2 separate regions of the Homo sapiens genome follow, and region 2 is linked to region 1. The links are chromatin loops, found by intact Hi-C in ENCODE. Cell type or tissue: mammary epithelial cell. All regions are shown on one strand. Links, peaks and the distances in the headings refer to the core of each region. The heading gives the core; the rest is flanking DNA. Region 1 overlaps OPA3 (outer mitochondrial membrane lipid metabolism regulator OPA3). Region 2 holds the start of RTN2 (reticulon 2).

Region 1 (16,460 bases), core at 2,744-10,743:
CAGCAGCTGAAATAGAGTAAGGAAGTCTTGTTTTTTGTTTTTGTTTTGAGACAGGGTTTCACTCTGTCACCCAGACTGAAGTACAGTAGCAGGATCATGGCTTACTGTGGCCTGGAATCCCAGCGATCAAACAGTCCTCCCACCTCAGCCTCCCAAGTAGCTGGGACTACAGGCGCACGCCACCATGCCCTGCTAATTTTTGTACTTTTAGTAGAGATGGGGTTTCACCATGTTGGCCAGGCTGGTCTCAAACTTCTGACCTCATGATCCACCTGCCTCGGCCTCCCAAAGTGCTGGGATTACAGGTGTGAGCCACCGCGCCCGGCCTTTTTTTTTTTTTTTAAATACAGATGAGATTTTGTCATGTTGCCCAGGCTGGTCTTGAACTCCTGAGCTCAAGCAATCGGCCTGTCTTGGCCTCCCAAAGTGCTGGGATTACCGGTGTGCACCACTGTGCCTGACCAAAACAGATAATTAAAACTTTTTTCAAAAAAATCAAACAAGCCACCTTGGCCCCCAGGATTCCACAGGTTAAGCCTATACCTCTGCACCTCTGCTCCCTCCTCAAGACCCAATAAAATAGCAGTCCTGGAAGGAAAGACAGCAGAAGCCACAAGAACAAAGAGAAGCATCAGGGTGGGGGTGGGGGGGTTGGGAGGGTATGCGACTAGGCGGAAGGGGAGGGAATCAATGCAAGCCTTGAGGCGGGAGCAGATGGCTGAGAGGTAACTGAGCCAGCAGGGAGGCTGCTGAGACCTAGGCACCCTGGAAGGGGGGCAGGTAGAGGGAAGAAGGGGAGAGGGGGAAAGGGCGGTGACAAGAAGCAGAAGGAACTGGAGACTAGGACCACACATGCAAAGTGACTGAGGGTGGGGTTAAGCCCAGGATCCCTCCTTGACTGGGGGTAAACCAGGAGGACTCTGAGAACAGCCCAGGGGGCAAGTGCCACACTGAAAACAAGCCTGTTCCTCTGGCATGGGGCTGGTGGGCAATGCAGACATCAAGAGCCCACTCAGCCTTGGCCTTGAACTCCAGTAACCCTGCCTGGTGTTGCTGGGGACAAAACCACACCTGCCACTGAGGTCCAGATAGGGGCTCTGCTTAGCTGTGAGCCTGGCCATGAGGTGATGACGATGGGAAGGATCTGGGTCAAAGACATCCCAGTGGCTCCCAGACCCCTGCTTCTCTGTCTCCCTCCAAAGCCATTTAAAAATACACCAACTATCTCTTTTTTAAGAGTTTGCATTGTTCCCTGCTATCTTTGAAGTTCCACCTACATTTTACTTTCTCTATAAAGTTTTATCCTAATGTGACTTTTTTATGCTCAAATGTCCTATCATAAGTCTCTGAAACAAAAATGTATCTATAAATTAAAATCAAAAATTTCATTCTTTGTGATTTTAGTTAAAACTTTTCTCGGCCGGGCGTGGTGGCTCACGCCTGTAATCCCAGCACTTCGGGAGACCGAGGTGGGCGGATCACGAGGTCAAGAGATCGAGACCATCCTGGCCAACATGGTGAAACCTCATCTCTACTAAAAATAAAGAAAAAAAAAAAATTAGCTGGGCGTGGTGGCACACGCCTGTGGTCCCAGCTACTTCGGAGGCTGAGGTAGGAGAATTGCTTGAACCTGGGAGGCGGAGGTTGCAGTGAGCCGAGATGGTGCCACTGCACTCCAGCCTGGTGATAGAGCAAGACTCCGTCTCAAAAAACAAAACAAAAAACAAAAAACAAAATTTTCTCTTGGATTGCATTATCATGCAATTTCTATTAGTATACCACTGATCGAAACTGCACGCATTACATAATTTGATGTCTAGTGGCTGGGCGTGGTGGCTCACGCCTGTAATCCCAGCGCTTTGGGAGGTCGAGGCGGGTGGATCACCTGAGGTCAGGAGTTTGAGACCAGCCTGGCCAACATGGTAAAAACCCGTCTCTAGTAAAAATACAAAAATTAGCCGGGCATGGTGGCATGACCCTGTAATCCCAGCTACCCGGGAGGCTGATGCAGGAGAATCGCTTGAACCTGGGAGGCGGAGGTTGTGGTGAGCTGAGATCATGCCATTGCACTCCAACCCGGGCGACAGAGTGAGACTAACTTTTGTATTTAGTCTAATTACGGCTAATTTTTGTAATTCTAGTAGAGACAGGGTTTCACCATATTGGTAAGGCTGGTCTTGAACTCCTGACCTTAAGTGATCCACCTGCCTCAGCCTCCCAGAGGCTGGGATTATAGCCATGAGCCACCGCGCCCGGCCACAAAAAGATTTTTAAATTAGCTGTACGTGGTGGTGCATGCCTGTGGCCCCAGCTACTCAGAAGGCTCAGAAAGGAGGATCACTTGAGCCCCCAGGTTCAAGGCTGCAGTGAGCCATGATCCTGCCACTGTACTGCAGCCTGGGTGACAGAGTGACACTTGGTCTTAATCAAATCAATCAATCAATCAAATCTGACAAAGACATACAAGAAAATAAAATTATAGAATATGTCACTGATGACCACAGATGAAATCTTTAGGAAAATATTAGCAAACGAAAGCCAGCAATATATAAAAAAGATAATATAGCATAATCAAGTGGGATTTCTGCAGGAATATAAGATTGGTTTAATATTCTTTTTTTTATTATTATTATTGTTTTTTGAGATGGAGTCTTGCTCTGTCGCCCAGGCTGGAGTGCAAAGGCGCAATCTCAGCTCACTGCAACCTCTGCTGCCAGGGTTCAAGTGATTCTCCTGCCTCAGCCTCCCGAGTATCTGGGATTACAGGCGCAGACCACTGTGCCCTGCTAATTTTTGTATTTTTAGTAGAGTTAGGGCTCTGCCATGTTGGCCAGGCTGGTCTCTAACTCCTGACCTCAGATGATAATACCCGCCTTGGAGTCCCAATGAGCTGGGATTACAGGAGTGAGCCACCACTCCCTTAGATGATCCACCAGCCTGATTTTTCTCTTTTTTTTTTTTTTGAGACGGAGTCTCGCTCTGTCGCCCAGGCTGGAGTGCAGTGGATGATCTCGACTCACTGCAACCTCTGCCTCCTAGGTTCGAGTGATTCTCCTGCCTCAGCTTCCCAAATAGCTGGGACTACAGGCACGTGCCACCATGCCCAGCTAATTTTTTTTTTGTATTTTTAGTAGAGACAGGGTTTCACCATGTTGGCCAGGCTGGTCTCAATCTCCTGACCTTGTGATCCGCCCGCCTTAGCCTCCCAAAGTGCTGGGATTACAGGCGTGAGCCACCGCACCTGGCTCAGCCAGCTGCTTATAAAATTAAATATAACCTTACCATATAACCCAGAAATTTTACTCCTAGATAATTACTGGGAGAATTTCATTTCTACCAAGAGAAATGAAAACATCCATATAAAGGCTTGTACACAAATGTTCATAGCACCTTTACTTGCAATAACTTGGAAACAACCCAAATGCCCATCACTAGGACAGTTATTAAACAAAGCATGGCATATTCATATACTGTAATAAAAGAAAAGAATACACTTTTATTAAGAGTAATAAACAAAATAACAAAATAAACTAGACAGGCATGGTGGCTCACACTTGTACCCCAGCACTTTGGGAGGCCAAGCGGTGAGGATCACCTGGGCCCATGAGTTCAAGACCACTATCGGCAACTTAGTGAGATCCATCTCTACAAAAAATAAAATAAATTAGCCGGGCATGGTGGCATGTGCCTGTGGTCCCAGCTACTCAGGAGGCTGAGGCAGGAGGATCGCTTGATCCCAGGAGGTTGAGGCTGCAGTGAGCCGTGTTTGTGCCACTGCCCTCCAGCCTGGGTGACAGGGGGAGACCCTGTGTCAAAAAAAAAAAAAAAAAAAGAAGAAGAAGAAATGAACTATTGATACATTCAGCAAGAAGTATCTCAGAAGTATCAAATGAACAAAAGCTAAACATAAATTTCATAGTGTATGATTCCATTTATATCAAGTTGAACAACAAGCAGAACTAATCAACAAGGAGAGAAGTCAGATAAGGAGACAGAGCAGGGGAGGAGGGACCTTTCTAGAGTAATGACGATGTTTTATATCTTGGGTACTAGTTACATGGGTATATGCATGTACCAATACTCATTGAACTGTAGCCTTTAGATCTGTACCTTGCATTGTACAGATACTATATCTCAACAAAGAATATACCAAAAAAATCAAGTGCCAATAATTAAACATAAGAGGAGGAGTTTGGGAGCCAGTGGGATATGACTTCTTATCCTGTACTGCCTCAGGGAACCTGTTTCTCTCGCTTTGAGAGATTTCCTCACTCATAAAACCAGGATGGTCATAAACTCCCTAAATAAGGTGGTTAAGATCATTTGCTGAGATAATGGAAAGCATATTAAATAAAAGCTGTTATTATCAGTCAATAAATTATTATTCAGGGTAAACGTAGCTTCAAGCCAGTCTCTGCCCTGGTTGCACTTCCCCAGATGTGATCCAGTCAGATGATGATGATGATGACAATGATTATTACTGTTATTTTGAGACACAGTCTCACTCTATCACACAAGCTGGAGTGCACTGGTACGATCTCAGCTCACTACAACCTGAGCCTCCAAAGGTCAAGTGATTCTCCAGTTTTAGCCTCCCAAAATGCTGGTATTACGGGTGTTGGCCACCCCACCTGGCAATCCAGTCAATTTATTTATTTATTTTGTTATTTATTTATTTTTTGAGACAGAGTCTTGCTCTGCCACCTAGGCTGGAGAGCAGTGACACAATCTCGGCTCACTGCAACCTCTGCCTCCTGGTTTCAAGCCACCCTCCTGCCTCAGCCTCCCGAGTAGCTGGGATTACAGGCATGCCCCACCACATCTGGCTAATTTTTGTATTTTTAGTAGAGATGGGGTTTCACCATGTTGGCCAGGCTGGTCTCGAACTCCTGACCTCAGGTGATCCGCCCACCTCGGCCTCCCAAATTGCTAGGATTACAGGTGTGAGCCACTGTGCCCCCGCCCAATCCAGCCAGTTTTAAGCTTGCCCTAACAGTGCTCCAAGTATTAACAGAATTGTGCAGGCCGCAATAGGCAGTGCTTCCTCCCACAGACCTGGCTTGATCTTTCCATTACAGCAACCCGAGACTGCAGTAACACACAATGCTCCAGTTACCAGAGGGGCATGACTGGTTCCATCTGCCCAGCATCCTGGGGGATCCTATCTCCCCAACTTTTGGTTCAAGGGATTCAGGAGGAGGTAACCCCACTCCTGAGCCTGGCCAATTAGGGCACTGCTTTCCCTGGGCCACAGAGACGGTGCTGGGATGGGGATGTGACGCAGGGTGGACCACTGGATTCAGCCTGGGAATTTGGCAGGAAATCCGGGATGAGGCACCCCTCTGTGCCCTGGGGTCACTAGGCAGGTAACTAATACCCTCAAATGTGCCCCATGAGAGCAAGGATCTTTGTTCTGTTGACTACTGAGTCATGCCTCTTAGAACAGTTCCTGGCACACAGCAGGCACTAAATAAAGATTTGTTGAGTGAATGAATTACTCAGCCTCCTAATGGACTGAAGCATAGCCACACCCCAGAAAATGATCCCCACCTCTACTCTCCTCCCAGGCCTGGAGAGACCAACTCAACTTGGTATAGAGGATACTCAGGGGTTTCTAAGGCTCAGAGGACGCAATTAACAGAGAGGCTAGGGCCGAGCGCTGTGGCTCACGCCTGTAATCCCAGCACTTTGGAAGGCCAAGGCAGACAGATTACTTGAGGTCAGGAGTTCAAGACCTCCCTGGCCAACATAGTGAAACACCGTCTCTACTAAAAATACAAAAATTAGCTGGGCGTGGTGGCGGGCACCTGTAGTCACAGCTATTCAGGAGGCTGAAGCAGAAGAATCACTTGAACCCAGGAGGCAGAGGTTGTAGTGAGCCGAGATCGCGCCACTGCACTCCAGCCTGGGCGACAGAGCAAGACTCTGTCTCAAAATAAACAAAAAAGATTTCAGAACAACTTCAGTGCGTCTGATTACCAGTGCTACTTTATATTATTCTCTACTGTCTTAGTAATTCCATCCTCCCCACCTCCATTAGAGTTTAGAAGCCGATACTCACCACTGCAACCTCCCATACACCAAGGGGTGGGAGGTGACCCGGTTGTGGTAAGCTGGCAGTGAGGGGAGTTTCCTGGGGGCTTCTGGAAAAGGATTTTCCTCCTTGAAGCGTTACCCTCACTTACCTGACCACCCGCCCCTCCATACACACACGCATAGACTTCCTCCCTTATGAAACATAAAGGCACAATGCCTGGAGCCGCAGCAGCCCTACTGAGGCCATGAGGACTGCCTGAGCACCAACACAGCAGAGATGGAGTCCTCAGGTTCCCAATGACACCACTGAGCCACCAAACCAACCAAGAACAGGCCTTCCTCAGGGCTTACTGAAAAGCCAGCAAAAAACACCCTTTTGATTTAAGGTTTGATTGACATTTACTGGCTGGGTTTTCAATTAATTACAGATGAGCACAAACTAATACAGAGATACACCGGGGTCAATGACCGAGATGGCCTCTGGTGCTTTCTCAGGCAGGCGCCATCCCCAGGCTGACACGGGCGCCCTCTCCTGTCCACTTGGCATATTGCTTGCAGCCAGCGCAAGTAGATTCCCTGGGATGCACTCAGGTTGCAAATCAGCCAGCCCTCTACACAGGGGCTTCTGAAAAAGATCCCTGTTCAGAAATCGGCCAGAAGATTTAGCCATGAGTACATGAGCAAATTCCAGCAAATGCCTCTGCATAATGAAGGGTGGGACTAAAAAAGGAGCAGCGAGATTAAACGCAGCCAATGACACACTTCTTCCATCTGAGACTATGTGCCTTAGTTAGGTCTTTGCCAGCTGTGACAGCCACATACAAAGAATGTCAAAGCTGGCTGGGAGCGGTGGCTCATGCCTGTAATCCCAGCACTTTGGGAGACTGAGGTGGGCAGATCACCTGAGGTCAGGAGTTCGAGACCAGCCTGGCCAATATGGTGAAACCCTATCTCCAATAATAATACAAAAAAAAATTAGCTGGGCATAATGGCACACCCCTGTAATCCCAGCTACTTGGGAGGCTGAGGCAGGAGAATTGCTTGAACCTGGGAGGTGGAGGCTGCAGCGAGCTGAGATTGAACCACTGCACTACAGCCTGGGCGACAGAGTGAGACTCCATCTTGGGGAAAAAAACAAAAACAAAACAAAATTAGCCGGGTGTGGTGGCAGAAGCCTGTAATCCCAGCTGCTCGGGAGGCTGAGGCAGGATAATCACTTGAACCTGGGAGGTGGAGGTTGTAGCGAGCCGAGATTGTGCCACTACTCTCCAGCCTGGGCGACAGAGTGAGACTCTGTCTCAAAAAAAAAAAAAAAAATTCAAAGCCAGACTCTCACAGAGGGTTTCACCAAGAGTTTCCAAATTTACTTAATAATGTCTGCATAGGAAAATGTTTTCGGTGACAGCAAAACTATTTGGGGGGGGGGGGCATGAATAAATAAGTTTATTTTAAAAATTTTTATGTTCGTTTCATCCCTCTAATTTTTGTGTATGTTTTTAAATGCATATAATATAACCATACTATTATATGTTAGCGCTATACATGACTGCTAAATACTTTCATTTATTTATTTATTTACTTATTTTATTTTATTTTTTTGAGACAGGGTCTTGCTCTGTCGCCCAGGCTGGAGTGCAATGGTGCGATCTTGGCACACCGCAACCTCCACCTCCCGGGTTCAAGCGATACTCTTGCCTCAGTCTCCCAAGTAGCTGAGATTACAGGCATGCGCCACCATGCCCAGCTAATTTTTTGTATTTTTTTAGTAGAGACGGGGTTTCTCCATGTTGTTCAGGTTGGTCTTGAACTCCCCGCCTCAGGGGATCCACCCGCCTTGGACTCGCAAAGTGCTGGGATTACAGGCATGAGCCACCGTGCCTGGCTGACTGCTAAATAATTTTACATATGTGTACACACGTGCATACATATATGCTAGGGAAGGAACCTCAGAAGTGTTTCCTTGATAGGAGAACATAATAATAAATGTTTGGAGGTCACCAGCAGCAGCCTGGCTGCCATATAATATAACTGATGTGACGCTCTGGTGATTATAAATAAACTCCAGCAAAGTGATTTTCAAACACTGGTGCGTGTGAGAATGTACTCTAGAGACTGCTAAAAATAAACACGTCCACCCCTTCCCTACGTCCACCAAATCAGGACCTGCAGGTAGCACTCCTGGGCATCTACTGGAAGTGCCCCAGAAAGCTCACTAGTTTTCCTCCATATTGTGCACCTTTCAGCTCCCCAATCCTCTTGGCAGTTGTGTTTAACCTGGTGGTTAGTTAGCCCTTCTATTGAGAGCTGAACACCAACTGTTGTAGCTGTCCTTTCTAGAAGTTTTGTTTAATTCTTTTTCCAGCTTCCTGGCAATTTTTCATTTTACTTGTGTTTTAATATCCTTCTCTTTTATCCTCTTAACAGATAAGCTTAGGTATTTTATATCCACATCTGATAATTCCACGTTTGCAGGCTGTGACCTGCCATGTTTTTCTGCTGGCTCTCGCTCATGGTGGCTGCTTTTTTCATGTGGTGTATATATATATATCAATATATATTGATATATATATATATTTTGTATTTTTAGTAGAGACGGGGTTTCTCCATGTTGGTCAGGTTGGTCTGATATATATATGAGATATATATATATCTCTCATATATATCGATATATATGATTATATATCTCATATAAATAAAAAATAAAAATATATATAGTATATATATCGATATATATCTCATATATATCGACATATATGAGATATATATCGATATATATCTCATATATATCGACATATATGAGATATATATCGATATATATCTCATATATATCAACATATGAGATTATCGATATATATCGATATATATCATGATATATGTATATCAATATATGATATATATCATATATCATATAATAATCATATATATCGAGATATATGAGATATATATCATATATGAGATATGAGATATATATATCATATGATATATATATCATATATGGATATATATCATGATATATGTATATAAATATATATATTGATATATATCATATATATCATGATATATGTATATAAATATATATATCGATATATATCATATATATCTATATGAGATATATATCTATATATATCATACTATATATATGATATATCTCAATATATACCTATATATCATACTATATATATAGATATATATCTCGATATATATCTATATATATCATACTATATATAGATATATATATCATACTATATATATAGATATATATCTCGATATATATCTATCTATATATATTTTTTTTTTACTGTGAGCTTGTATGTGCTGGAACTCTATCTGAAGGATTTCTCCAAGGCCTGGGCAGAGAGAGCACAGGCAGGAAGAGTTTATGTTTGCCCTTGCCAGGTGCTTAGATACAATTAGGTACCCCTAGGGGTTCATTCTCAGCCTGCAACTTCCAGGACCTTTCAAAGAGGCCCCAAGCCCACATGAGGGACAGTCAGTGGCTACAAATTCTCAGAGGAGAATGTATCAGTCTCTACCTAGGGCAAAGCTTGTGTGCCTTCAGACGGAGGTTTTTTTCTAGTTCACCAGGTACCTTGCCAGAGACCTGGTTCTACACAAGGCTGTTGCCTGCCCAATTCCCCCACAGCATAGTCCCCATCCCCCAGGCCAAGTGATACGGTGTGGCTGTGTCCCCACCCAAATCTCATCTTATATTCACACGTCTCACTAAAAATACAAAAAATTAGCTGGGCATGGTGGCACATGCCTGTAATCTCAGCTACTCGGGAGGCTGAGACAGGAGAATCACTTGAACCCAGGAGGTGGAGGTTGCGGTGAGCTGAGATCACGCCACTGCACTCCGGCCTGGGCAACAAGAGCGAAACTCTGTCTCAAAAAATAAACAAATAAAATGAATAAATAAGTAAATAAACATGTACAGAGTACTTGAGGGCCAGGTACAGTTCTATGTTTTATGGATCTTAATATCCACATAACAACCCAATTACAAGCATAAAACTGAGGCCCAGAGAGGTTAAATAACTCTCCCTGGGGTCACACAGAAAGTGGCAGAGCGGGGACAGATAAGCAGGCAGCCTGGTTCGAGGCCGCGCTGCAAACAGTAAACAGTAAACACTGTTTACTGAATGGTGCTGAGGGAACATCAGAACTATGAGGTTAAGTGCTATTCGGTACAGAAAGGCAGAGGGACTCATGCAGGACACACACCACGTAAACAGCAGGGCAAGGATCTGAGTGCACGAAGTCTTTATCTAGAAGCAGAGGTTTTGGCACTTGGGCAGTAATGACAAGAAGGGATTCCGGCTGGGTGCGGTGGCTCACGCCTGTAATCCCAACACTTTGGGAGGCCACAGCGGGCGGATCACTTGAGGTCAGGAGTTGGAGACCAGCCTGACCAACATGGTGAAACCCCGTCTCTACTAAAAATACAAAAATTAGCTGGGCGTGGTGGCAGGCGCCTGTAATCCCAGCTACTCAGGAAGGCAAAAGCCTGGGCAACAAAGTTAGACTCCATCTCAAAAAAAACAAAGGGGGCTGGGCGCAGTGGCTCACGCCTGTAATCCCAGCACTTTGGGAGGCTGAGGCGGGCGGATCACGAGGTCAGGAGATCGAGACCATCCTGGCTAACATGGTGAAACCCCGTCTCTACTAAAAATACAAAAAATATTAGCTGGGCGTGGTGGCGGGCGCCTGTAGTCCCAGCTACTCGGGAGGCTGAGAGGCAGGAGAATGGCGTGAACCCGGGAGGCGGAGCTTGCAATGAGCCAAAATCGTGCCACTGCACTCCAGCCTGGGCGACAGAGCAAGACTCTGTCTCAAAAAAAAAAAAAAAAAAGAAAAAAAAAACGGATTCCATGTATACCCCCTGTAGCCTGTAGTAGCAACCAGATGGGCATGTCCCGGGCCAGGGCTCGCCTATCCACTATCCTGCTGCATCCTCACAAGAATCCTGGGAGATAAGTTCTATTAGTATCCCATTTGATAAATATGGAAATGGAGGCTCATAGAGGTCAAGCTGCCTGCTCAAAGTCACATGGCTAATAAGCAGCAGTGCCAAGATCCGAAGCCAAGAGTGCCTACTCTGTGGCAGACTGTGCCATCAGGGACCCCTTCGTATCACACCCTGTGCAGTTCTTTCCCACACCCACTGTGGTCTGTGCCTGGAGCTGCTTTGACCAATAGTGTGGTGGAAATGACGCTGGAAGATTCCAGGCCTTGCCCTTAAATAACCTGCAGCTTCTGCTTCTTCCCTCATGAAAATCTGGCTGTTGGGGAGTCCTGAGCAGCCATGTGAGATATTCAGCTACCCTGCAGGAAAGACCACGTGGAGAAGAGAGGCCCAGAGGCTACGCTGAGAGGGAACCAACTCCCCAGTCCCAGTGCCAGTTCCAGATGACTCCAGCCCAGCCACCTCCACCTGCACCTGGATGAGAGCCTGCCAAGCAGCAACCAGCAAAAGAACTGTCCGGCTGAGCCCAGGCAAGCCACAAAGGTAACAGAAACTAAGAGTGACTGGGTTTTTTGTTTGTTTGCCTTTTTGAGACAGGGTCTTGCTCTGTTGCCCAGGCTGGAGTGCTGTGGCACGATCTCGGTTCACTGCAGCCTCCACCTCTCTCAGGTTCAAGCGATTCTCCTGCCTCAGCCTCCTGAGAAGCTGGGACCACAGGTACCCGCTAAATTTTTGTATTTTTAGTAAAGAAAGGGTTTTGCCATGTTGCCCAGGCTAGTCGCGAACTCCTGGCCTGAAGTGATCCACCCACCTCAACCTCCCAAAGTGCTGAGATTACAGGCATGAGCCACTGCACCTGGCTAAGAGTTACTACGGTAAGCCACCAAGCTTTGGATCAGATGGCTATGTAGAAAAAGAAAACTGAAACCAAGTCCATGGCCTAAATTCATAAGAATGGCCACAGAGCTGAGCACTTCTGAAAAAATGACCTCAGCAACCTGAATGAATGATCATGGTGTATCTGTTTCCCACGGCCACTATAACAAACTACCACAAATGCAGTGGCTTAAAACAGCACAAATTATTATTATTATTTGAGACAGGGTCTTGCTCTGTCACCCAGGCTGGAGTGCAGGGGTGCGGTCACAGCTCACTGCAGCCTCATTCTCCTGGGCTCAAGCAATCCTGCCGCAGCCTCCTGAGTGGCTAAAACTATAGGCATGCATCACCATGCCCCACTAATTGTTTTTTATTTTTAGTAGGGACAAGGTCTCGCTTTGTTGCCCAGGCTGGTCTTGAACCCCTGGGTTCAAGTGATCCTCCTGCCTCGACCTTCTAAAGTGCTGGGATAACAGGCATGAACCACCGCACCTGCCCTAAATTTATTATTTTACAGTTCCAGAAGTCAGAAGTCTGAAATGGGGGCCAGTTGTGGTGGCTCACGCCTGTAATCCCAGCACTCTGGGAGGCCAAGGCGGGTGGATCACCTGAGGTCAGGAGTTGAAGACCAGCTGGCCAACATGGTGAAACCCCCGTCTCTACTGATAATACAAAAATTAGGGCATGCGCCTGTAATCCCAGCTATTCAGGAGGCCAAGGCAGGAGAATCGCTTGAAACCGGGATGCAGAGGTTGCAGGGAGCTGAGATCATGCCACTGTAATCCAGCCTGGGCGACCATGTGAGACCCCCTCTCAAAAAACAAAACAAAACAAAACAAAAAACTGGGCGCAGTGGCTCACGCCTGTAATCCCAGCACTTTGGGAGGCCAAGGCAGGTGGATCACCTGAGGTCAGGAGTTCAAGACCAGCCTAGCCAACATGGTGAAACCCTATCTCTACTAAAAATACAAAAAATTAGCCAGGTGTGGTGGTGGGTGCCAGGTGTGGTGGTGGGTGCTACTCAGGGGACTGAGGCAGGAGAATCGCTTGAACCCAGGAGGCAGAGATTGCAGTGAGTTGAGATCGTGCCACTGCACTGCAATCTGGGCAACAAGAATGAAACTCCATCCCCCCCCCCCCAAAAAAAAAAGTCCAAAATGGCTTTCACTAGGCTAATCTCAAGGTGTCCGCAGGGCTGTGTTCCTTTCTGAAGTCTCCAGTGGAGAATCCATCTCCTCGGCTTTTCCAGCTTCCAGAGGCTGCCCGCATTCCTTGGCTCATGCCTCCCTTCCTCCATCTTCAAGGCCAGCGGGGCAGCATCCCTCAAATCATTCCCTCTCTTGCCTCCCTCTTTCCCTTATAAGGACCCCTGTGATCACACTGACCTGACCTGCATAATTCAGGATCATCTCCCCATCCCCAAATCCTTCATTTGATCACATTTGCAAAGTCACCTTTGCTGTGCATGGTAACATATTCAACAGGTTCTTGGGATAAGGATGTGGACATCTTTGGGGGACCAGTCACTCTACTGCCTACTGTGTGTGATAAACCAGAAAAAGGACCAGTGCGCGCCAAAGGAATAAACACAGATGAGCTGGAATTTTCCTACTGCCCAGAGATATCTCACAGCCTCCCTGGGAGCACCAAAAGTGCACTTTGCAGGCATGGCCTCAACCTGCCTAACATCACCAACCTCCTTTACTTTTGGGTTAAAATAATTTAAACAAAGGAATTCTGTGTTTAAAAAGATCTTTGCCTCCCCAACAGGGTGCATCATCGATGATTTATGCTTCTAGCATGTACTGTTCTTTCCTCAGGCAGCCACAGCTACTGCTCCAGCCTCTCCTGTGAGACAGCTGGGCGCAGCCTGCTGAGTCAAAAGTATCTCAGCCAAAGGTACAGATACTGGATTTGCTGGTCAGCTCAGGACGCCTGACCTGAGAGAAAGCAGGGCCGCCAGTGCACCCTGGGAAATTCCAATCACCATGGCTGGGGGCCACAGCAAAGGGCAATCAGCAGTGTGAAGACACTAATGATGTAATTAAAAGGTGTAAATGTAAGAAGCCAGTACATTGCAATATCTGGTAGCATCTCCAACTCGACCTGTCCCTAACTGAGCTCCAGGTCTTTCTGTCCAACCTGCCCCTCCTCCAGTCGGCTGTCTCACACCCAATCCATGGGAAATCCTGCTGGCTCTACCTTGTAAACAAATCTACTGGTTATTCATTACTAAGAGGAAAAGGAAAGGTTCTTGACATGGTTACACCTTAACCAAGCGATCCAAATCACCATCACAAATGACAGAACAAATAGACCTCAGGAGTCCCCTGAAGGGATGTCCTTAGGAGGCACCTCGAGTCTGTGGTGTTCCCGCCAAACATGTTCAACATGAATCCAATCGGGGAAGCAATCAGGAGACTCCAGACATCGGGACACACTATCAATCAGAGGACTGGCTCCAATGTCAATGTCAAAAAACAAGGGCAGGGATACTATTCTAGAGCAGGGTCAGAAAACTCTTCCTGTAAAGGGGCAGAGAGTAAATATTTTAGATTTTGAGGCCAGGCGTGGTGGCTCACGCCTGTAATCCTGAAACTGCCTTTGCAAAATTATGACTGACACAGCAAAAGAGATCTAACTTGACTGACTCCATCTTACTTCCAACCTCCAAGCTGTCCTTGTTCATTCCTGAGTGAAGGCTGAACTAACTTTGGGAGAAACTTAGTTTATAGTTTAAACAAACATGGTAACAGCCCTTTCCCAAAGCAGACCTCCTTCTTGCCTGGTGACTAGATTGCCTTTGTAGGACTAACATTAGCCACAAGATTAGAAATTATGGTTTAGGAGTCATGCAGCTGGAGGATACAAGATTCTGACCCTCCCTAAACTGCTCCTAAGATCAGTGCTTGAGATATTCTGCAGACTCTGCACTTGATGGATCAGCTGGCCCCACCCAGATCAAAAAATTGGCTCATCTGATCTTGTGCCCGCCCTCCCCCTCCCCCACCGCCACCCAGGAACTAACTGAGCACAAGACATCTCTGAATTCCTATGATTTCATCTCTGACCAATCAGCACTCCTGGCTCACTGGCTTCCCCTCACCCACCAAGTTATCCTTAAAAACTCTGCTCCCGGGCCAGGCGTGGTGGCTCATGCCTGTAATCCCAGCACTTTGGGAGGCCAAGGCGGGCAGATCTCCTGACGTTGGGAGTTAGAGACCAGCCTGATCAACATGGAGAAACCCCATCTCTACTTAAAATACAAAATTAGCCGGGCGTGGTGGCGCATGCCTGTAATCCCAGCTACTCGGGAGGCTGAGGCAGGAGAATCACTTGAACCCGGGAGGCGGAAGTTGTGGTGAGCCAAGATCACACCATTGCACTCCAGCCTGGGTGTCGGAGTGCGACTCTGTCTCAAAAAATAAAATAAAATAAAATAAAACAGAACTCTGATATTGTCCTTCTGCTGCACAGAACCCTCCAGTAAGTCCTGTTCCACTCAGAGTAAAGCCAAGGCATTTGCAGTGACCCACAGGCCCCATACAAACTGTCCCCCTTTCCCGTCATCAGTTTCCTCTGTCCTGTGTGCCAGGCACGCTCATGCCTCAGGTCCTGTGTGCATGCGGGATCCTCTGGGCTGGAACGTTTCTTCCCCCAGATGGCAATGCTGCTCGTTCCCTCCCTCCTTGGCATATTTTCAGTGAGTTCTCCCTGACAATCCTATCTAGGCTTATAGCCTTCCTTTAAATACTCCTTGTTCTACAACCCTGATTTTTTTCCTAGAGCAATTATTGCTATCTAATATACTTCATCTTTTAACTATTTTTTGAGATGGAATCTCACTCTGTCACCCAGGCTGGAGTGCAGTGGTGCAATCTCGGCTCACTGCAACCTCTGCCTCTTGGGTTCAAGTGATTCTCCTGCCTAAGCCTCCTAAGTAACTGGGATTACAGGTGCCTGCCACCACACCTGGCTAATTTTTGTATTTTTAGTAGAGATGGGGTTTCACCATGTTGCCCAGGCTGGTCTCAAACTCCTGACCTCAAGTGATGCACCAGCCTCAGCCTCCCAAAGTGCTGGGATTACAGGCATGAGCCACTGGGCCCAGCCAACTATTTATTTCATTTATTGTCTGGCTTCCTCCACAAGAATGTAAGGTACCTGAGGGCAAGATGTTTTGCTTTTTCCTGCCTGTTGTATCTATAACATCTACGTGACAGCCATGACCCTATGCCAGGCACTGACTTAACATTTTATATCCATTTACTTAATCCTCACCACAACACAATAAATATTATTTACAGCATAATGCATACATAGTATATACACAAAATAATAATAATAATAATAATAGTATCTACCTCATCATAACTGGTGAGGACCCAGTGCCAGAGGCTGGAAGGTGCTGCAGACAAGCCGTGGCACAAAGTACAAGCCCAGTTAATGTGACCATTACATAATACCCAATGTACAGAATCGGAAATTGAAGCTAAGAGGGGCTAAATGACGTACCCAAAGTCACCAGTCTGGGTAGGGATTCAAACCTATGTCAGTCTGACTCCAGAAGCCATTTTCT
Region 2 (16,460 bases), core at 4,990-12,989, 77 kb before region 1:
GAGGCAGGATAGACACAGCATTGTGACTGATTGTTTGTGGGAGGTGAGTGTGTAGAAGTCCAGAGCCATACCTGGGTGTCTGGCCTGGTGACACCGTGGGCAGTGAAAACATCTCTGAGTTGGAAATCAGGTAGGATGAAGAAGACGTTTGGTTAGATTTAGGGTGGAAGGGGCATCCAGAGGCCGTTGGACACGTGGGTTTGGGCTCAGTTGAGGTGGCTGCACAGTAGGCAGGGTGTGGGATCCATTAGTGATGTCTGCCTTGAGCACAGGCATGGGAAGTGGCTGCCAAGGCTTGGCTAACCCTGGAATGGGTGGTCTGTCAGCATCTTCCCCTCAATCATTTCTTTCTTTTTTTTTTTTTTGAGACAGAATCTCGCTCTGTCGCCGAGGCTGGAGTGCAGTGGCGCAATCTTGGCTCACTACAACCTCCATCTCCCAGATTCAAGCGACTCTCATGCCTCAGCCTCCCGAGTAGCTGTGATTACAGGCATGCACCACCACACCCGGCTAAATTTTGTATTTTTAGTAGAGATGAGGTTTCACCATGTTGGCCAGGCTGGTCTTGAACTTCTGGTCTCAAGTGATCCGCCCTCCTCGGCCTCCCAAAGTGCTGGGATTACAGGCGTGAGCCACTGCGCCCGGCCTCCCCTCAATCATTTCATAACCTACACAGATGGCAGAGGGAGCTCCTTCTCCAGAGATGGGGAAGGTTCTCCTGGAGTGTCACTTAAGTGCCTTTCAGTGCAGAAAGGTGAACAACTGGAGGGTTCTGGAAGCACAAGAGGCCTCGGGTTTTCCACAGGAGTCTTTATTACAGTGTAAATCCAAGCTCAGGCCTCCCCTGGGCCCCATGCAAAGCCCCGGCGTTGGGGCTAGTAGCATCCAGGAGACACCAACGCCTCACGGCGCCTCCAGCGGCGGGTCCGGAAGTGCAGGGTGGTGCCCTGTCTAGGCAACTACAAGTCCCAGCAGGCCCCGCGGCCAAGGTGCCTCGTCTTTCCTGGACTCCTGGAGCAGAGCCTCTTGGGAAATGTAGTCCTGGTCGCTCAGGTAATTAGCGCAGAGTCCCTAGTGGGAGTGATCCTGACACCCACCGGGAAAAGGCTCGGGCCGAGGAGGGGGGTGGGTGGGAACGGACAAGAGATGGAGGGGGCCAGAGGGCTGCGGGGGCTGGGGGCAGGCGTCCTGCGGGCAGAGACACCGTTCTCATTCGGCTTTGGCTTTGGATCCGGAGACTGCGGCTGCTGCAGAGGCCAGGGCTCCGGTCCCTGGGATTTTAGCTCGGATCCTGAAGGAGAAACAGGTGGGATCACGAGGTGGGGCAAGAGACGCGGGGTGGGCATCTGGGGACAACGGGGAAAGCTGGGTGGGAAACTGACCAAGAGCCCGAAGCCAGCTCCTGCCCTCCACCTAGTGGCCTACATTGGAATTGCCTCCTCAGCCTTTTCAAGGGGACATTACCCCAGGAGATTTGCGGACAGCGAGAGTAGAAAGGAAAGGTTCCCAAGCTCCCCCACTTCCCCCTCCCATCGACCTCCGCCCCATGCTCTTACTTAGCTTTGATGTGGCTCAACTGATTGGTCACCAACCCCACATATTGGTCGATCTGAGCCTGGGGAGACCAAAGAAAGGTGAAAGAAGGGATTGGAGGGGTTTCTTCTCTTTAGTCACATAGGAGGCTGCTTCCTCCCCAACCTCCAAATTAGGAGTTGTGAAGAGTGGCCCACCACGCCACCCCCGGCTCTAAACTTCATAGAATACATTAGATGCCAGAGATGCCAGTTATAGGGTCAGTGAGTTGGGCCATACTCTGTATGGAGAGTGATGTCAGGTGGAACGCACAAGTATCTGGCAGTGAGGCCGTGTCCTGGGCACGATGGTTAATCTTTGAGTGAGTTTGCATACGTGTGTGTTGTGGGGTAGGGTGAGAACAGAAGGCACTGGCATTGGTCACCGAGTCCCTGAGTGGATTGATTTATATACTCGTGTTTTTTAAAAAATTATTTATTTATTTGTATTTATTTTTTTGAGACAGGGTCTCGCTCTGTCACCCAGCCTGGAGTGCAGTGGCATGATCTCGGTTCTCTGCAACCTCAGCCTCCTGAGTTCAAGCGATTCTCCTGCCTCAGCCTCCCGAATAGCTGGGATTACAGGTGTGCACCAACATGCCCGGCTAATTTTTGGATTATTTATTTATTTTTTTCTTGTTCTTTTTTTTTTCTTTTTCTTTCTTTCTTTTTTTTTTTTTCCTGAGACGGAGTCTTGTTCTGTGGCCCAGGCTGGACTGCAGTGGTGCAATCTCAGCTCACTGCCACCACTGCCTCCCGGGTTCAAGCGATTCTCCTGCCTCAGCCTCCCGAGTAGCTGGGATTACAGGTGGACACCACCAAGCCTTGCTAATTTTTGGATTTTTAATACAGACAGGGTTTTACCATGTTGGCCAGGCTGGTCTCGAACTCCTGACCTCAAGTGATCCGCCTGCCTCAGCCTCCCAAAGCTGGGATCACAAGCGTGAGCCACCATGCCCAGCCTTTTTTTTTTTTTTTTTTTTTTTTTTTTTAGATAGGGTCTTGCTCTGTTGCCCAGGCTGGAGTGCAGTGGCATGATCACAGCTCACTGCAGCCTCTACCTCCTAGGGTTCAACTCATCCTCTTGCTTCAGCTTTCAGAGTAACTGGGACTATAGGTGTGTGCCACCACACCTGGCTAGTTTTTAACCTTTTTGTAGAGATGGGGGTCTTACTATGTTGCCGAGGCTGGTCTTGAACTTCTGGCCTCAAGCAATTCTCCTGTCTCAACCTCCCAAAGTGCCGGGATTACAGTTGTGAGCCACTGTGCCTGGCCTGATTTAAATACAGTTTAATTGTGAGTCTTGGTGATTCCAGCCTGTGAAGGACAGAGTTAGGACTAACTGGCAGGGCATATTATCATGTGGCTCCCAGCTGTGCTGGAGAAGGGGCTGTCAGTCCATCCGCCTGTCTCTGGATAGGATGGATGTCAGCAGTCCTGCTAATGTCAGTCTTGTGGGCAACAGCCATCCCACTCTTGATTTTATTTTTATGTTTTTATTTTTTATTTTTTGGTTTTTTTTTTTTTTTTTTTTGAGACAGACTCTTGCTCTGTCACCCAGGCTGGAATGCAGTAGCATTTAACTGACATGTCAGTTAAAATCAAGAGTGAAGGCCAATCTCAGCACTTTGGGAGGCCAACGCGGGCAGATCACCTGAGGTCGGGAGTTGGAGACCAGCCTGGCCAGCATGGTGAAACCCGGTCTCTACTAAAAATACAAAAAATTAGCCAGGCATGGTGGCAGGCACCTGTGATCCCAGCTACTCGGGAAGCTGAGGCAGGAGAATCGCTTGAACCTGGGAGGCAGAGGCTGCAGTGAGCCAAGATCGTGCCACTGCACTCCAGTCTGGGCAACAGAGCGAGACTCCATCTCAAAAAAAAAAAAAAAAAAAGGCAGCAAAGGCTAGGCACAGTGGCTCACGCCTGTAATCCCAGCACTTTGGGAGGCCAAGGTGGGCAGATCACTTGAGGTTAGGAGTTTGAGACCAGCCTGGCCAGCATGGCAAAACTCCGTCTCTGCTAAAAATACAAAAATTAGCCGGGCACGGTGGCCATATGCCTGTAATCCCAGCTACTCAGAGATTGAGGCAGGAGACTTGCTTGAGCCCAGGAAACGGAGGTTGCAGTGAGCCGAGATCACACCACTGCACTCCAGCCTGGGCAACAGAGCAAGACTCTGTCTCAAAGAAAACCCAAAACAAAACAAAAACAAACAAAAAGCCTGTCCCTGGCTGATGCTGATAAGACATGTTACTTAGACTCTGGTTGTATTGGGAAGGTGCTGCAGCCAGGACACCTGTGTCTGGCCGGGACATCTGTCAATGGGACCCCGGTTCTGGAAGGAGATGGTCAGACCCCCATGTTTAGCTGGGGTGCTGACAACTGAGGGTGTCACACTCACCTGGTGCTGCCGGTACAGCAGGGGGATGGTGAATAGACCAATCACTCCTGTGGGTACAGAGATGGGGGCGTCAGGGTGTTCCCAAGAGATGAACAGTTCCATCTGGAGCCCTGTCCCCCACCAGACTCCAAGTCCCCATTTGCCCCTTACGGCCTTCCCAGCTCACCCAGAATGAGAAGAGTCAAACCATTGAAGATGGCACCCACGAAGGTCAAGATGTAGAAGAGGAGGGCCAGCTGGGGGTGAAGGTCAGGGTCAGCAGAGCCCACCGGGAATTCCCTCTCATGCTGTGAATTTACCCAACAGTCGCCCTCCCACCCCCTAGCCATGCAGAGGTGAATGGGGGAACCCAGGAGGGGCTGAGAGCTCCAGGCCACCTTGAGGGAATCCACGAGGTCTTCTACCAGGAAGAAGTGCCGCAGCTGCGTGGCCGCCGAGACCACGCGGGAGGTGATCTGGTGGGACAAACGTTCCGTCTGCTCCCGAGTCAGGGTGAGGTCCACATCCAGGTAGGCCCTGCGGGGACAAAGGAGTGTGGGGCGACTCAGTGGGTGACCAGCTCAGACTGGTGCAGGGGCAGCTGAAACAAGGGAGAGGAATGGCGGTTGGGAGAAGACCAGAGTTAGGACTGAGGGGCAGCTCAGAGGAATCATATGTAGAGGGCTGGGGTCAGGGTCAGGGTCAGGGGAAGGGATCGAGGATGAAGGGTACCAGGTTAGGATCAGAGATTAGGATTGAAGGGTAGGTTAGGGGATCGGGATGAAAAATGATCAAGATGAGTCGGGGTCCGGGTGGGAGTCGGTGCCTGATTTGAGGTCGTGGGTCATGCTTTAGGGTCAGGACAGGGGCTCAGGTCAGGGGCCGGGGGTTCTCACTGGAAAGGGTTGGCTCCATCCCCCCGGTGCACGGCCTGCAGCACTTTGCGGTAAACCCTGAGAGAGATGGTGCCGCAGAGCAGCAACAGAGCCAAGTGCGCGGCCACGGACACGATGCTAAAGTGCAGGAGGCAGAGGAGGGAGACCATCAGGCCTGTGAAGACCACTCCTGACGTCCTCGTGTCCTTCCAGTACAGCAGGTCCGCCACTGTGGAGGGGTGGGGGGCATCAGGGCTTGTACCTGACCTGGCTGGTCTCCTCACCTCCCTTTCCCTGTCCTACAGCTGAAAATGACTTCTCGACACACCTGTTTGAGCATAACCTGATTTCCTTTTTTTTTTTTTTTTTTTGAGAGACAGGGTCTCACTCTGTCACCCAGGCTGGAGGCAGTGGTGCAATCATAGCTCACTGCAGCCTCGATCTCCTGGGCTCAAGTGATCCTCCCACGTCAGCCTCCTCAGTAGCTGGGACTACAGGTGTGCACCACCACTCAGCTAATTTTTGTTTTTGTTTCTGTTTTTAGAGGTAGGTGGCTCTCACTGTGTTGCCCAGGCTAGTCTCGAACTCCTGGCCTCAAGTTATCCTCCTGCATCAGCCCTCCAAAGTGCTGGGATTATACGTGTGAGGCACAGCACACAGCCCGATTTGCAATTTTTTAAAAATTATTTTATTTTATTTTTATTTTTTTCTCTATTGCCCAGGCTGGAGTGCAGTGGCGCAATCACGACTCACTGCAACCTCCGCCTCCCTGGTTCAAGCGATTCTCCTGCCTCAGCCTTCTAAGTAGCTGGGATTACAGGCATGTGCCACCATTCCCGGCTAATTTTTGTATTTTTAGTAGAGACGGGGTTTCACCATGTTGGTCAGGCTGGTCTCGAACTCCTGACCTCGTGGTCCACCCGCCTTGGCCTCCCAAAGTGCTGGGATTACAGGCATGTGCTACCGCGCCTGGCCTTAATTCATTATTTTAAAGAGCTGCATAGTATTCTGTGTTGTGGCTGTGCTCCTGTGCTCTCATTCATTTTATTTAACCATGTACCTATTGCTGGGTCATTCAGTTTGTTTCCTAACCCCTTCACCGCAAGCAGGGCTGCAAGCAACATCCTCCAACAGATATTCTCACCTCCTGGAGTGACTATTTCTGAGACAGATTCCCAGGGTGGAATTGCTGGGTGGACTGGTTGTGTGTCTGTGTGTGTGTGTGTGTGTGTGTGTGTGTGTGTGTTTTGTTTTTGTTTTTATTTTTTTTGAGACGGATTCTCGCTCTATTGCCTAGGCTGGAGTGCAATGGCACAATCTTGGCTCACTGCAACCTCCGCTTCCTGGGTTCAAGCAATTCTCCTGCCTCAGCCTCCTGAGTAGCTGAGATTACAGGAGGGCTCCACCACACCCGGCTAATTTTTTATATTTTGGTAGAGATGGGGTTTCACCATGTTGGCCAGGCTGGTCTCGAACTCCTGACCTCAAGTAATCCTCCCACCTCGGCCTCCCAAAGTGTTGGGATTACAAGCGTGAGACACCACGCCTGACCTTGGTTTGTTTGTTTGTTTTTTTTTTTGAGACAGAGTTTCGCTCTTGTTGCCCAGGCTGGAGTGCAATTGTGCAATCTCGGCTCACTGCAACCTCCACCTCCCGGGTTCAAGCGATTCTCCTGCCTCAGCCTCCCGAGTAGCTGGGATTACAGGCATGTGCCATCATGCCTGGCTAATTTTTTGTTATTTTTAGTTAGAGATGGGGTTTCACCGTGTTAGCCAGGATGGTCTTGATCTCCTGACCTCAGGTGATCCACCCACCTTGGCCTCCAAAAGTGCTGGGATTACAGGCGTGAGCCACCACGCCCGGCCACATTTTTTTTTTTTTTATTTTTAGAGGCAGAGTCTCACTCTGTCACCCTGGCTGGAGTGCAGTGGCGTGATCATGGCTCACTACAGCCTCTACCTCCCAGAGTCAAGCAAACCTCCTACCTCGGCCTCCTAGCAGCTGGGACTACAGGTGGCACCACGATATCGTGCTAATTTTTTTTTTTTTTTTTTTGGACAAAGTCTTCCTCTGTCACCCAGGCTGGAGTACAGTGGCATGATCTCAGCTCACTGCAGCCTCTGCCTCCCGAGTTCAAGAGATTCTTGTGCCTCAGCCTCCCAACTAGCTGGGATCACAGGCATGAGCTGCCATGCCTGGCCTGGCTAATTTTTTTTTTTTTTTTTGAGGCAGAATCTCGCTCTGTTGCCCAAGCTGGAGTGCAGTGGCGCGATCTCAGCTCACTGCAAGCTCTGCCTCCCGGGTTCACGCCATTCTCCTGCCTCAGCCTCCCGAGTAGCTGGGACTACAGGCGCCCGTCACCATGCCCGGCTAATTTTTTGTATTTTAGTAGAGACGGGGTTTCACCATGTTAGCCAGGATGGTCTCGATCTCCTGACCTTGTGATCTGCCCACCTCGACCTCCTAAACCTGGCTAATTTTTAAATGTTTTGTAGAGATAGGGTCTCGCTATGTTGCCCAGGTTGAATTCCTGGCTTCAAGTGATCCTCCCACCTCGGCCTCCCAAAGTGTTGGGATTACAGGCATGAGCCACCGCGCTCGGTCATATATATTTTTTTAATGTCATAAATTTTGAAACACTGCTTACTAGTAAGACCATAACAGTTCTTATTTCCACAAGAAGCAAGAGAAAGATCTTTTCCCAGCATCCTGCCCTGCAGTGGGTTGCAGTTCTTTTTAACTTTTGCCAATCTGTCAGGTGTAAAGTGATATCCCCTTGATACCCTTAGCAACACATGTTTCTAAGTCCTAAATGTATTAATCACGCCATACTCCTTTCCAGGGCCTAACTCAAATTTCTGACCCCTTTCTGAGACCCTAAAACACACCTCCTAAACCCAACCTCAGCCCTGACCAGTGACCTTTGTACCCCAACCTTCATCTCATCTGTCTAAACTTTAGGCTCACTCCTGTAATCACAACACTTTGGGAGGCCGAGGCGGGAGGATCACCTGAGGCCTGGACAACATAGTGAGACCCTGTCTCTACAAACAAAATAAGAAAATTAGCAGGGCGTGGTGGCCTGTGGCTCTAGTCCCAACTACTTGGGAGGCTGAGGTGGGAGGATCACTTGTGCCCAGGTGTTGGAGGCTGCAGTGAGCTATGATCCCACCACTGCACTCCAGAAAGGGCGACAGAGGGAGACTCTGTGGCTTAAAAAGAAAAAGAAACTTTAGTAATCTGCTTTCCTTTGAGTCCTGAAAACCAGGAACTCAGTACCTTTCTATTTCTTTCCAGATCCTCTCTATCCTCCCACACTCCCTCCAACTGACCCCTCCGACCGGTCCCTCTTAGAGGCTCACCCCTCACTTCCGTCTCCTTCCAATGCATCTCCTCTCATTTACCTCCAAATAGGGCAGCCCCTCCCTCCCCATAGCAGGGCCCTCCCAGGCAGGCTCCTAGTGGCCGGCGCCGGTGGATGGGGGAGGGGCCAGGTCGCCTGAGGCGGGGGCTAAGTTTAGGCACGCTGGGGGGAGGGGGCCTCCCCGCAGCTGTTCTGGCCCGTCTGGCCCCTGAGTGACAGCGCTGCCTGGGGCCGAGGCTGGGGGAGGGGGTCCTCCCTGCTCCTGGGCCCCAAAGTGCTGGCTCGAAGGAGAAGGGACCCCATGCTCCCTCTGGGTCCTCCCTATACTGCCCCTCGGCCCCCTAGCCCCAGCCTGCAGCGCTGCGGAAGCAGATCAGTAATAAAAATGCTCCGGATGTGCAGGAGATAAGGGCGAGTTTGGACCCCGTTCCGCCGACCTCAGCCCCCGTCCAGCCCGTTCCGCAAGCCCACCTTTACTCCCCATATCGGCTCCGAGTGAGAGGCTGGGGACACCGCTGCTTCTCGGGGATTTTGCCCACTTCAGTAGAACCCGGAGGACAGGAGTAGGGGGGGTGGGGCCCCTTTGGACCCAGCCAATGGCTGTCCACAGAGGTGGGGACAATTCCAAAATTGGAACCGTCTTGTAAACAGCCAAAAGCAATGATGTCTTTAACCATTCCATAGCTGTTCCTGGAGGCGGAGCATATTTTAAAGTAAGGCTGGGTCATTTTACAACTGGCCAATAGATGTGGTCAGGAAAAAGAGGGTTTTTGTTTGTTTTTTCAAATAGAGATCGAGTCTCCCTATGTTGCCCAGGCTGGTCTTGCACTCTTGGCTTCAAAGGATCCTCCCGCCTCGGCCTCCCAAAGTGTTTAGGATTACAGGCATGAGCCACTGCGCCCGGCCAAAAAGAAGAGTTTTTAAAAGGCACAGAGTTTACTTATAAATATTCTACGGCCACATCTAAATAAGGAGAGAACTGTATTTTTTCAGGGATTTGGCCTGTCCAAAATCAGCCACTAGGAGGAGCACTCCAGAAGAGGGAGGATTATTTTATTTTATTTTTATTTTTTGAGACGGAGTCTCGCTCTGTCGCCCAGGCTGGAGTGCAGTGGCGCGATCTTGGCTCACTGCAACCTCTGCCTTCCAGGTTCAAGCGATTCTCCTGCCTCAGCCTCCCGAGTACAGACGGGGTTTCACCATGTTGGCCAGGCTGATCTCGAACTCCTCACCTCAAGTGATCCGCCCGCCTCGGCCTCCCAAAGGGCTGGGATTACAGGCATGAGCCACCGCGCCCGGCCGGGGAAATTTTTTTAAAAAGCGGAGTTTATCACGTCTAGCCAGATGTGATATCACGTCTATCTCTTCCCTTTTCCACTATGTACTGTTCCTTTGCGAGGTTGGTCCCTTTAATTCAAAATCCTCTCACCTTTTGCCTTCTGTGGGCCAATGCAGCATCTTCATACACGTTGCTTACCTAGAAGGCGTGGCTCCACCGTGAATTCTAATTGGTCCGTGCTATCGAGGCACTGTCCCCTTACTGGCTCTCGCTCCAGTGGCCCCCACTGCTTTTCTTCCTCTTCCAGCAATGGCTCTTCGGGCCCAGAGTTCGAATCTCGCGATCGGGATGGGGACGGAGTACCGGCCTGGGGTGTCCCAGAGCCCGGACTGAGCTGGGGAGTCAAGACCTCGGGCGATGAGGGCTGAGCAAGTCGGAGTCGTAGGTCCAGTTCTGATACGGTAGAGAGAGGAGGCCGTGAGCTTTCTTCTTGGAGGTGCCCCAAGGAGAAACCACCCACCCCTCTTGGCTTTGGTCCCAGCACCTCGGACATCTCACCTTCCCCAGCTTCTCCTGTCTCCAATCTGTTGGGTTCTTGGGGTTCTTCGTCTTCCAGCGGGGTGGAGCTGCTGGTGGAAGAGTCCTCCCCGGATCCCGTTCCCCGGGCCACCCAGCCCAGATGGTCCAACCGAAGCCTCAGGTCTTCCAGAGGGCGCTCGGATGGAGGCGCGGTGTCAGGATCACCCCGTCGTCCAGGCTCCGGGGATTGGCTCAGGCTGGGGATGCTCTCCAAGCTGTCGCCCAGGCTGGGCTGAGGGTGCTGGTCTCGTGGTTCCGAGACTGAGCGGCCCTGGGGGCGGGGGCGGCGGGCAGTTGAATCCCTGCGGCCCCCGGAGCCCACTACACCATCAAAGGCGATGTAGGAGAAGGTCAGCTCCCGGGGGGTGCCCCAGTCCTGCGACGTGGTCTCCTCCTCGTCCTCCTCTGAGAATTCCCGGGCTGTGTGCAGCTCTCGAAAATCAGAGTCGTCGTTCCCTCCTGCAGTGGGTGAAGGAGAGCCTTGTTTCCCTCAGCAGGTCCCTGAGCTGCCCAGCCCTGAGCCCCTTCACATGCTCCCCACCACTTACCTTCTGTGGAATCAGGAGTTGAGGAGGCTGTAGACGGAGCTTCTTCTGCGAGAGGGAAAGAATCGAAGACTCTTAGAAGCTTAGACTGTCCGAATCACAGAAGTGTCCCAGTCCTGGAATCTTAGAATATTTGAATCACGGGATTTTTAGAACATTCTGCACACAGACTCTAAAACCTAGCATCACTGCCTGATGAAGCTCAGAGTCTTTGAAGTCCAAATCCAGGAATCTTAATCTTAGAGTCTTCAAAGTAGGAATCTTAGGAGGTTTCAATTCATTCATTCGTTCAACAACCACTTATTGAGCACCTACTATGTGCCAGGCACTGTTCTAGGTCCTGGGGATACAGCTGTGAAGAAAACAGACAAAATCCCTGCCCTCCTAGAGCTGACACTCTTTGGGATAGACAAACAATAAACAAGTGAATATATGACGTCGGGTGCAGATGAGCATAGGGAGCAAAGTAAAGAAGGGTAGGGGAAGAGAAAGTGAAGGGGTGCTGTTTCTCATAGGGTGGTCAAGAAGGCTTCTCTGATAAGATGACGTTTGAGCAGAGATCTGAAGGAAGTGAGGAAGCCATGCAGATGTTCAGGGACGTCTTCCAGGTAGAGAAGAAAGCCAGTGCAAAGGCCCTGAGCCAGGCACCATGCTTGGCATCTGAGGAACTGAGAGGTGCGAAGATATGACTGGAGAAGAGTGACTGAGGAGGAGAGGAGTGGGAGGTGAGAACAGAGAGGTAAGGGCGGTGGGGAGAGACAGACGAGGTGGTCCTCCCTTTGTAATCTGAAGTTAACGACAAGATCATAGAATGTTGGGATGATACTCGAAAATGCTGAAATCACCAATTCTTAGAATTTTGGCATCTGGACACGCGAGACATGGAAATGGCTAGATCTAAGGGTGTTGAAATCCCCAGCTGTCAGAACCCCCATGTGTGGGACAGAGAACGGTAGACATGGACTGTTATAGCTGTGAGCTCAGAGATTGTGAGGCTAGGCGTTTTCAGCTGGGAATCCAGCCCCTTAGAGCTAGTTCAGAGCTTTGCACATAGATGATGCTCAATGCGGTTTGGAAATTGAAATCTGACGCCCTGTGCCCTCACCTCGTTTCCTCAGCTGGGGAATAGGAGGCCTGGAATGGTGTGGGTCTTCCCCAGGATTACCATTAACCAGTGGTAAAGACCGCTAAGAACCCATGAGTCCTTGCCCCCAAACCACGGATGGCTGTTTTCCCGGGACAGGGTTGGACAGTTTGGGCGAGGTCGGGGCTGCCTCTTGGACAGAAAACGGGGATGGGATGCGAAGGCAAGTGATTGGGAGCCAGACCCCTGTTTTCCATCCTGGCTCTACCCTCCGTTCAACCCCCTCCCCGCCAGCTGCGGCCAGCACCAGAGCCAGGGGACAGCTCCCCGCGCGCGTCCTCGCTCCCGGGCGGGGCCGGGCGGTACGTCCCAGAGCGCAGCGCGCCCCCCGCCTGCTGTCTCAGTGCCCCCTCACCTCCGCCCTGTTTCGTCCAGGTCCTCCGGGTCAGGCTACCCCCGTCGCCGCCAGAGCGCGGGGGAGGGGAGAGCTTCCTTTGTCTCCTATGCCTCCTCCCCCCATCCCGGCTCTCCTGCGGGCAAGCGCCGAGGGGACACCGGGGAGTACCCCACCTGAACCTCTGGGGCCCACACCAGGCCCCAGTCTTCCTCTACTCACTGCAGTGGGCGAAGACCGGCAGGACCTGCCCCATGGCCCCCCTCGGGCCTGCATCGGGACCCCCGCCCACTCCGGCTGTGCCGCCCTGGGCCCGGGGTCGCGGGCGCTCATCTCCGCCGCGCCCACGACGCCGCTGCCATTCTCGCCGCCTCCTCCTCCCGGGCTGCTCCAGCCGCCGCCGCCGCCGCCGCCGCCGCCGCCGCCCTGGTGCTCGGCTCGGCGGGGGCGGGCGGGGCCGAGGTGGGGAAGGCACTGCAGCGCGCGGCCGGGGGCGGGGCCAGAAGACGGGCGGGGCGGTACCAGAGGGAGGGTGAGGGGCGGGGAAACGCCGAGGATCAGGCGGAGGGGCGTGGCCTTCTTACTAAAGGGGCGGAACCAAGAGGGTGGGCTACGGAGCCAGGAAGGAGGGGAAAGCGGCCTGAAGGGCGGGGCCTAGATCGCAGAGGGCGCAGCCTTTAGGGGAAGAGGGAAGGAGGCCTGGAGTCTGGCGAGGGACTTGGGAGAGGATGGTGAACGAGCCACGGCAGAGAGGATGAGAGCGTGGATCCCTGGGTGGGTTGGGGTGGTGCTCGGGGTGCCATTGAGGAGGGGGTGGAAAGATTCTAATGCTCTGAGGTAGGGTCCGAGCCTAGATTTGCAGAGGGAGCGAGAAAGGGGGCCGAATGAAACGATTCAGAAACTTTTGGGGCACGCGGAGGAGCTCAAACGTGGGCAGGGCTAAAGCAACAGGGAATTATTCAAATATAACTGGGTGGGGTCGGATTCCAGGCGATTCCAGGTCTGCGAAAATTAGAAGGGTCTGGAGCTGTGTGCCTGAATCCTGGATGGGCGGGGCCTGGAAGAGAAAATAAGCGAAGCCCCAGAGGGGAGGGGTCGAACTAAAAACAGTAAAGAAAAAAAAAATATGTATATATATATATATATATATATATATATATATATATATATATCTTTTTGAGACAGGGTCTCGCTCTGTTGCCCAGGCTGGAGTGCAGTGATACGATCACGGCTCACTGCAGCCTCGACCTCCCGGGCTCAGGTGATCCTCCCACCTAAGCCTCCTGAGTAGCTGGGATCACAGGTGTGTTCCACCGCGCCTGGCTAAATGTTAATTTTTGTAGAGACGGGGTCTCGCTATGTTTCCCAGGCTGGTCTCAAACTCCTGGGCTTAAGCGATCCGCCTGCCTCGGCCTCCCTAAGTGCTGGGGTTATAGGCGTGAGCCACCGCGCCCGGCCAAGTATGGTATTTACAGGTTTTGAGGCTGGGGGCTGTACCACTGAGGTGGGAGGAGCTTGGACTGAGTGTTGTGTTGAGAACACAGATTCTAGAATTAGTTTCCCTGGAACACCGGTTACTTCTGTGACTCTGTTTCTTCTTCCATATGTAAACTGGAGATGATGATGTATAACAGTGTGTGACACATTAGTACTATGTAATAGTTTGCCACTGGTACAGTATTATCTTTTTTCTTTTTTTTTCCTGATTCAGATCCCAAACCCCGCTTTGTAGGTGCAGGAAACAGGAGACCCAGAAGTGTAATTCCTTCTAGTGACCCGCCTAAAGAGCAGGTCAAAGGACAGGAAGGAGATTTAGATGGTTTAAAATCTCACAGCGGAGGGGATTAATGGAGGGGGCGGGCAGGTGTACAGGGTGGAGCCTTCCTGATCCCAGGGCTGAAGGATGGCGGTCCTGGCCCGCCAGCTGCAGCGTCTCCTCTGGACCGCTTGCAAGAAAAAGGAGAGGGAGAAGGAGGGGAGGGAGGAAGAGGAGGAGGAGGAGGCGGGGCGCAGGGCCCCCGAAGGGCCTCGGTCTCTGTTGACAGCGCCGCGCCGCGCCCAGCGGCCGCACGGGGGTGCCGAGGCGTCTGGGGGCCTGCGCTTCGGGGCGAGCGCAGCGCAAGGCTGGCGCGCGCGCATGGAGGATGCTCACTGCACTTGGCTTTCGTTACCTGGTCTGCCCCCGGGCTGGGCCTTGTTTGCCGTCCTCGACGGCCACGGTGGGGCTCGAGCTGCCCGCTTCGGTGCACGCCATTTGCCAGGCCATGTGCTCCAGGAGCTGGGCCCGGAGCCTAGCGAGCCCGAGGGCGTGCGCGAGGCGCTGCGCCGAGCCTTCTTGAGCGCCGACGAGCGCCTGCGCTCCCTCTGGCCCCGCGTGGAAACGGGCGGCTGCACGGCCGTGGTGTTGCTGGTCTCCCCGCGGTTTCTGTACCTGGCGCACTGCGGTGACTCCCGCGCGGTGCTGAGCCGCGCTGGCGCCGTGGCCTTCAGCACAGAGGACCACCGGCCCCTTCGACCCCGGGAACGCGAGCGCATCCACGCCGCTGGCGGCACCATCCGCCGCCGCCGCGTCGAGGGCTCTCTGGCCGTGTCGCGAGCGTTGGGCGACTTTACCTACAAGGAGGCTCCGGGGAGGCCCCCCGAGCTACAGCTCGTTTCTGCGGAGCCAGAGGTGGCCGCACTGGCACGCCAGGCTGAGGACGAGTTCATGCTCCTGGCCTCTGATGGCGTCTGGGACACTGTGTCTGGTGCTGCCCTGGCGGGACTGGTGGCTTCACGCCTCCGCTTGGGCCTGGCCCCAGAGCTTCTCTGCGCGCAGCTGTTGGACACGTGTCTGTGCAAGGTCCTGGGGGCGTGGCGTGGTACCTTTGGGGCTTGGTGCAGCAGAGGGAGAGAGCCTCGGGGTTTTGGGGAGGAGGGCTTTGATAGAGAGGCAAGAGTAAAGCTAGCAAAGGAGGGGATAGGACTCAAGCGAAGGGCGTGGCCTGAAGTGGGCAGGGCCAAAATACAGGGGCGGAGCCTGAGGGATGCTTTGAGGCACGGGAGAGTTAGTGGAAGGGACTTAAGAGAAAGGGCGTGGTCTTTTGGAAAGGGGCGATTCTGGGTCGTAGGAGCCGGGCCGGAAGTATTGATTAGTGCTGGAAGGTGGAAGAGCAGGTAAACATCAGAGCGGGCGGAGCTTTAGGGAAAAGGCATTGTTCTCTCAATTGGGAGCGCCTAGGACCGGGTTTGGTCCCAGTAAGAGAGGATTGGCAGGTGGGTGGGACGCGAAAGAAATGGGCATAAGTAGAATGAAGTGGGGGACTTGAACCTGGGGATTGTTGGGAAGCTCTGCCTTGGACTCTCCCCCACCGGGCTCCTTTTTCTCCACCGGCTTCAGGGCAGCCTGGACAACATGACCTGCATCCTGGTCTGCTTCCCTGGGGCCCCTAGGCCTTCTGAGGAGGCGATCAGGAGGGAGCTAGCACTGGACGCAGCCCTGGGCTGCAGAATCGCTGGTGAGCAGACTCTGGGGGCCCAGCTGGAGGGGTGGTTGGCCAGTGAAGGCTGTGCCATAACTTTTTCTTTTTTTCTTTTTTTTTTTGAGATGGAGTCTTGCTCTGTCTCCTAGGCTGGAGTGCAGTGGCGTGATCTTGGCTCACTGCAACCTCTGCCTTCCGGGTTCAAGCGATTCTCCTGCCTCAGCCTCCTGAGTAGCTGGGATTACAGGCATGCACAATCACACCCAGCTAATTTTTGTATTGTTAGTATAGACGGGGTTTCACGATGTTGTCCAGGCTGGTCTCGAACCCCTGGCCTCAAGTGATCCGCCCGCCTTGGTCTCCCAAAGTGCTGGGATTACAGGCGTGCGCCACTGTGCCCAGCCTAACTCTTGACTCTTTCTCAGAACTGTGTGCCTCTGCTCAGAAGCCCCCCAGCCTGAACACAGTTTTCAGGACTCTGGCCTCAGAGGACATCCCAGATTTACCTCCTGGGGGAGGGCTGGACTGCAAGTGAGTTGGGGTGAGGAAGGGTGGGGTGGAATGAGGGTGGGGTGGAAGGAGGAGAGTCCCCTCCTGAGGGCCTTCCTGTGCTCTCCAGGGCCACTGTCATTGCTGAAGTTTATTCTCAGATCTGCCAGGTCTCAGAAGAGTGCGGAGAGGTAAGGATCCTGTGTTCTCCAGTGTTTCTCTTAGGAGGGGACGCCCCCCCGCCCACCCCTCTTAGTGACAGGGAAATTGAAGCCAGTGAGGATAAGGGATTTGCCTGATATATTTTATTCCTCTTTTCTCTTCTTTCTTTCTCTTTTTTTCTTTTCTTCCTTCCTTTCTTTTCTCTCTCTCTTTTTTTTTAGACTGGGTCTCACTATGTTGCCCAGGCTGGTCTCAAACTCCTGGGCTCAAGGGATCC

What was found. Hi-C counts contacts between places; a loop is a spot of excess contacts. Peaks named below come from ENCODE experiments on the same cell type or tissue, not always from the same donor. Only the 100,000 strongest peaks of a DNase experiment are listed, where the experiment ranks them.
Region 2: it touches region 1 in a loop (15-fold over the local background); 24 of 110 quality-filtered maps call a loop at or near these places.

Annotation. Positions count from the first base shown.
Region 1 is chr19:45,563,527-45,579,986 of GRCh38, forward strand. All of the region lies in intron 1 of OPA3 (outer mitochondrial membrane lipid metabolism regulator OPA3), which reads right to left. Among named protein-coding and RNA genes, the nearest start is that of OPA3, 13 kb to the right of the region's middle. RefSeq lists enhancers at 1-720, 721-1,518, 13,736-14,371, 13,849-13,998 and a silencer at 910-959. In mammary epithelial cell, for the core only: a CTCF peak has its summit at 6,580 (motif pointing left); a DNase peak (open chromatin) is centred at 5,465; H3K27ac peaks cover 2,229 bases.
Region 2 is chr19:45,484,499-45,500,958 of GRCh38, forward strand. RTN2 (reticulon 2) reads right to left here and starts at 12,549. Exons shown (of 11, transcript NM_005619.5): 1 at 12,294-12,549; 2 at 10,597-10,641; 3 at 10,028-10,507; 4 at 9,668-9,922; 5 at 8,662-8,880; 6 at 4,848-5,055; 7 at 4,350-4,488; 8 at 4,139-4,208; 9 at 3,973-4,019; 10 at 1,557-1,615; 11 at 796-1,291. The coding sequence starts at 12,327. The coding sequence ends at 1,210. PPM1N (protein phosphatase, Mg2+/Mn2+ dependent 1N (putative)) reads left to right here and starts at 13,945. Exons shown (of 5, transcript NM_001080401.2): 1 at 13,945-14,913; 2 at 15,451-15,568; 3 at 15,958-16,063; 4 at 16,152-16,212. The coding sequence starts at 13,975. It overlaps LOC107985314 (a long non-coding RNA gene), which reads right to left. Exons shown (of 2, transcript XR_007067269.1): 2 at 16,312-16,460. RefSeq lists silencers at 8,286-8,525, 12,448-12,757, 14,173-14,242. In mammary epithelial cell, for the core only: a CTCF peak has its summit at 9,204 (motif pointing right); a DNase peak (open chromatin) is centred at 12,603; H3K4me3 peaks cover 1,095 bases.